Linked DNA regions of Homo sapiens: region 1 is linked to region 2. The links are chromatin contacts, found by Hi-C or POLR2A ChIA-PET in ENCODE. All regions are on one chromosome and are shown on one strand. Each heading gives the region's core, a stretch centred on a gene start or an enhancer-like site at or near the end of the contact. The rest is flanking DNA. Distances are from core to core; before and after follow the strand shown.

What was found. A loop is a pair of places that touch in the nucleus more often than their neighbours do. ChIA-PET counts read pairs that join two places held with the same protein, here RNA polymerase II (POLR2A). Pooled maps may share reads with other maps.
Region 1: a pooled map shows a loop between it and region 2 (4-fold over the local background). The contact joins two enhancer-like sites. A Hi-C loop is called at or near these places in 2 of 37 single-sample maps with no recorded cell type and 4 of 50 pooled maps. POLR2A ChIA-PET finds 5 or more read pairs at or near these places in 1 of 52 experiments (CD4-positive, alpha-beta memory T cell).

The regions. Positions count from the first base shown.
Region 1 is chr10:75,762,711-75,765,927 of GRCh38, reverse strand. All of the region lies in intron 2 of LRMDA (leucine rich melanocyte differentiation associated), which reads right to left. Among named protein-coding and RNA genes, the nearest start is that of MIR606, 210 kb to the right of the region's middle. Within about 2 kb of position 1,412, at least 2 of the 41 ENCODE cell types and tissues checked have a DNase peak (open chromatin) inside an H3K27ac peak, as active enhancers do.
Region 2 is chr10:75,506,827-75,509,637 of GRCh38, reverse strand. The region is part of intron 2 of LRMDA (leucine rich melanocyte differentiation associated); the gene reads right to left. Among named protein-coding and RNA genes, the nearest start is that of MIR606, 44 kb to the left of the region's middle. Within about 2 kb of position 1,402, at least 3 of the 41 ENCODE cell types and tissues checked have a DNase peak (open chromatin) inside an H3K27ac peak, as active enhancers do.

The DNA.
Region 1 (3,217 bases), core at 163-2,662, 260 kb before region 2:
TGCTTCCCACAGGAGGGCTGCATGATTAAGTGGCATTCAATCTTCTCTGCTGGGAGATGTCAGGCTCAGCAGCATCATGACACACAGTGGGCACCCCAGCGGCTGGAGAGGGAGAAATCCTGAACAAGTGAAGAGTGGGGAAGTGGGACGGGGGTGGGGGAAGAGGCGAAGGTGGCTCCTTTTCATTCTGCACGTGAGCTTCTCTGGGTCCCATAAATTCCTCTGCCCTGTATATTTCACTCAGCTGTCTAAATGAGGTTTGCTCATATAGCCACCACTGTGCAGAATCAATCATGCCCTTCTGCACAGAATGCTAATTGTGTGCCTCTCAAAAAAAAAATGGAGCACACCACAGAGGCCTTAGAAAAAATTCAAAACCAATTTTTTGGAATTTACAATAGTTTTTAAATTGCCATGTGAAGTAAATAGTCACAAACACAGACGTGATCCAGCTGCAATCCAGGTGCCTTTTTCAAGGCTGGGGAGAGAAATATTAAGAAATCTCTTCACACTTCCATCAGTTGTTCCACACAACACTTCTAGAGCCAGCTGCTGAGCTGCCTGAATAAAGAAACCCTGAGCACTCTCAATAACTAGTGTCCTCAGTTAACTCCACACAAAACAGCCCATTCAAATTAACCTGGGCTGCAAGTCTTTGTTTGTATCTGACAGGGATTGGCTCATCTCAGAGGTAGGAAAAGAAAAAAAAAAAAGACACCTAACAAAGAGTGTCCTCCTCTTCCTCATACCCCAAAGCAGGAAATAAATGAAGCTGGTTATTACAAAAGTAAAACTAAGTAGATGAGTGACAACTGAAAAAGTATTCACCAAGTCAGCATCTAAGTGCCTGGGGCCCAATAGTCATGTCTGTTTCCACTCATATATTTTTTTCTTTATTTTACAGAGGTCACATTATTAAACTAAAGATCATGTGCTTGAAGAGGGCAGAGATGCTATGAACACACACACACACACACACACACACACACACACACACACGTGTCTCTTGCAGGGAGGGCAAAGAGCTGACTCCACAGCCGGACCCTTGAAGGATCCCATTGTTTCCTAAAAGACTGGATGGACACAATGACAACCAGATTGCTTTCCACCACCAATTTTGGGAACATGTGAAAAATACGGTTTGCTGCTTGCTGGTATGTGGTCCGAGATGACTCATAAATCTTCCTTTATCTCCTTCGTGGTGTTAGCAGAAAAGGATGAGTTGCTTTTTTCCATCTCATTCTCCCGTCTATCTGTCTGTTAGCCGTGCCCTTGAGCAAAGATTACTGATGCCCTGCCTTTGATATATGACACATCACCCACAGCAGATTTTCATCAAGTGAATTAACCTGGAAAAATGCAAACCCACCTGCCAGTTGCTTCCAAACTTTGCACAATTCCTTTGTGTACTTCCTGTCTACCATGCACTAGGCAGGAGGGTAACCAGGGCAAGCTAAAGAAATATGGAAAATTACGAGAATCTAAACTGGGGGCTCTATGAACTCACTCACTTGCTGGGAACAGGCTGTTTTGCATAAAGACTTTCAGACGGAGTTTAAATGAAAAACCCCAGCTCAACCACAGTTTAGAATGCTTTGCACCGGAGCTGGAAAATGCCATTTTCCCCTAGTCATTTAGTCTGTGTGGCTGAAATAATGACAAGAGTCTTGGCAGCCGTTGATGACATGGTTACAGAAACTATTTGGTGACTTCCAATCAATAATCTAGATGGGCCGGGGAGAAGCCTGGAGCAGGAAGGAGTGGGCAGGAAGGAGAAAGAGAGAGCTAGAAAGGGAGAGGCTAAGACAGGTAGGGAAAGCAAGCATGAAATAAATCTGGGCTTTTCTACCAGCCCCACCCTCAGCCGGGTCTCCATGCGACCAGATTCACTGGCAAGCAGTTCCTGAAGTCTCCTGATTATGATGGAAGAGTAAAGAAAGACAGCACGCTTGATACCTTGATGGAACTCCTAGTCTAAATGTTCAAACAGAAGGCTTCTTGGAAAGCATCAGTTTGCACCCCTGCATCATTCAGCTAGAGAGAGCTGAGGTTCAAAGACAGCCCCTGACCCATCCAAGGTCATTCCGCTAAGCATGGTGGACACAGGGTTGGAAACCAAGTTTCCCAACTCTAGGGCTCTATCCAATACAACACACTACCTCCCAACCAGGTTTAGGAACACCTCTCCCCTTCCCACCTCCCCAACACCTGCCAAAAAAAAAAAAAAAATTGTCCTGATTTGAAATAGCTAGAACTCATTGCAGGGAGAAATAAGGAAGACTTCGAAACTAGAACAAAGCTAGACTGCATCTCTTGTTTACTCAACTCGTAAACTGTTTTGCTCGATATCATCCTTGATTCTGATAATAAAGCCGTTATTCTTTTCAAGGTGACTTGTCTACTGTGTATAACTCCTTGAAGGCTTGTGATGAGAGAGCTATTCCTATAATTTAGTCTTTAAAAAATGAAAATCCAAAGAACCCAAACCATCAATCATAACTTCTCACCCATACTCTGATTTTAAGGGAAAGTTGCAAAGACTAGGTTTTTTTTTAAGGGCATTATTACAAATCTTTCTCAGGGTAGTCCTGGGCTTATTATACCTGTAGTTCTATCTTTACCTACATTTATATTTCTGGCCATCAGGAACAGATTTTCTGAAATGACTCCAAAATCTTTCATTGTCAAGGAAAGATTAAATTTTCTTATTCACTATATTTCCTATAGAAACAAAGGACACTGGATTTTAGAAAAACTTTTCACAAATAAAACTTGAACTGAAAGTGGTGTTTTGTAGTTATCAGTTAGTCACAAAATTAAATTATCCAAGACACCCTGTTCTCTGAGCATTCTGGCTAAATTTGAAGATAGACATGAAAAAAGGGATAATGTATGCAGACCCAGTGACCAATTAGAATAAAATAGGTCTCAAGTCCCCCAGGGAGTCCCTTTCTTTCTTGGTAGGAAGAAATGAAGCTTCCTTTCCTTGTGGTCAAATTCACACTTGTTTATAAAATGGTGCCCCACTGGCAGAGTGTGGTAGAAAGTGGGTGAACAGATTACTTTGAGGTTTCTGTGATAAATCTCATTATGAGAGGTCTCATATATATATGAGACCACATATAATTAACAATAAAATAATAATAACTAACATCTATCGAGGGCTTACTATGAGGCCAGGGATTCTAAAAACTTTATCTGCATTGTATCACTTAAT
Region 2 (2,811 bases), core at 153-2,652:
GCTAGTCCCGGTTCTGCCACCAATCAAGACAACCCACCTCTCTGGGGCTCAGTGTCATCTGTAAAATAAGGCCTGGAAGAAATACAGCAAATCATGGTGTCAACAGGTATCAGAGACACCCTTCTGGCATCAGTATTCTGTAACTCTCAGAGAGCCACAGTCTTAAAGTCTTTCTAGACACAATCTTAAAAGTAGAAGACTAAATAATATGCACATGTCACATCATACAAAAACATGCTGTGGAAGCAGAAAGTAAAAGGAAATTTTGAGCATAATATGAGTTTTGAATTTAATATTTGCTTATTTTTTTCTTTTTCCTCCTGGTAAAATTGCTTAAGAGTGTTACACACACACACATATACACATATACACAGCCCATTCGACCTCTCTAGCCACGTGGGTTTCTGCTCCCAGACAACACTGCACCACGAACGGGGTAGGAGATGTCAGCCAGCAACGGTGGCCCATGAGGGCCAACAAACAGCAGCCAAGCACTCCCACTGTCACCACCCTAAAACACCTGGTCGAGTCTGATTAATGAGATGAGGACCAGATGCTTAAAAATGTCTGCTAAATTAAAAGAAAAAGAAGAAACAAAGAGAAAAGGAAAGGAAACCAGAAGCCTGCCTTTAATATAGTGCACTTTGTTATCTGTAATGTCTTTCAACCACAGATAACAGAATCAACCACATGGAATCTAAGATGCACGCCAGGTGAAAAAACACCATAAAGACATAATAAAAAGTTCCACCAGTGCCCATAAATTGCTGGGGGACTGTTACAAGGGCAGAGTCATAAATTCTTAATGTTTCCCAAATTAGAGGGTACCAACACATATGCAAATATATTTGTGTGGGTAATTGAGGACTAAAAATCTTACATTAAGCACAGCTACCTCCTTCAAACGCTGTTAGGGGAGCCTCTGACAGGCACACTCATACAGCACACACTGTAGGAATTCAATTTGGAAACCATCATCTAAAGCACAGAGGAGAACAGGAAAGTCATATTGCTATAATGCTTAGATTATCAATCATCTTGACAGTTTATTGGCTTTATCACCACACATACCATTAAAATGATGTCTGGCCTAGACTGTCAGGAGCAAACATTAAACAGACCAGGATTAAAAAGCAGATCCCAAACAGCACTCCAGTCAAGTTTCTCTTCCACTCTGAAATTAGTTAGAGCTGACTAAGAAACTGGCACTAGACTTTGAAGAAATATACAGCCCAAAAGGCTGAGAGTCAACTCAGACCTGACAAGCTGATAGGTAATGTCATGTTATGGCAAATCTGACTCTCCTGTGGTTGATTTATCACGTACTCTGTGCAACAGAATGATTGCTAATGGTGGAAGGGAGAGGGGGGGAAAAAAACACCACCATAATTTGCCTCTTCTTGCAACCAAGGGCTTGTATCAAAAGGGCCAAGCCAGCTCCCTGAAGTGGGGTAGGAATGCTAATAAATTCACACTACTGAGCAAACATATTAACATTACCCCCACACAGGTTATTAAAGTAATTTTACAGATTCAGAAGAACTGAACAGGCAGCAGAAGAGACATTCATAATTCAAGAGCTCTAGACAGCGAAAGAGTTACGAACCCTATACGTTTTTAAAATGCTTCTGCATGTGTCACTTTGGCAAGGAAATCTCAACACAATTAAAACTATACTAGCACATCAATAGGGCTCAATTGAGAGCTGTGTACCTGCCTTTTACTAGGCCAGGGCTTTATAGATGCCTCAGGAAGAAAAGGGAAATAGGAAATTCACCGCTAATTAAAGGGAACCTTCTGTGCCTAAGGACAAATGGTGGCATTTCTAAAATATATATAAAAGAAACACATTTCCAAATCTCTGCCAAGGGTTTGGCTTTTTCACAGTCCCTAGAACTATTCTGTGTTTGTTTGGAAGTTACAGAGCTATTCTGTTTGTGATTAATAGTTTGCTTTCCAGTACAAATAAGTCATTAAGAAGGGTAGGGTGGGGCACAGAGAGAAGTGACAGAATAGGAACTGGCTCCGAAACAATGCGAGTAAAAAATTCAGACCACATTTTTCAATCTTTCACTCCATTGCTTATTTACCCAAGTGAGGTTCCCTGCCTGTCTCTCTGGGTGACTTCAACATGACCCTTTAAGTGAAAAAACTCATTGGGACACCATATCAGAGGCCCTTTCTCTACTTCCTTTCACCTAGCTGGGCTTTTTGGTACCTTGAAAACTCAGCTAATTCATGATTAAGAAAAGAATCTGGAAAATGATGGCACAAAAGCAGCCAGGAGGCATGAAGAAGCTGCTTCAGGAGAGCTCCTGCCCTTGCTGGGGTACCCCTGTGACACTCCAGGGTCGCCCCCAATAGGCTGTAGTGCCATTTTGTGATGCTTCCAGCCAGCCATCTTTCTCCAAGCAGTGCCATCCTGTTTTGTTGGTTGTACGCTGGAGTGGAGGAACTGACAATACACCATTTACCGAGGGAGAGTCACTCCCTGTACAACAGATGTCACCAGGAAAAAAAAAAAAAAGATGCCAGAACACAAGGCTTGTACACTGCTGAGCAAACACTGAATTTTGCACCTGAATGAGCATCTGGGTTTGAGAGACCAGGCAAGACCCACCCACATCCCCAAACACGCACTCACCCAACCACAGCACAACTCTCCCCAAGGGCCCCAAGAGAGCTAAATGGGGGAAAGGCAGCCAGCATCCAAGCTCCTCACACCAGGAACTTCCTCTGCCATTGCTTCTGGCTCAGGTTTCCAAAGCACTTTCACTAAGGGTGAAGAGAGAACCTCCCACAACAACCCCC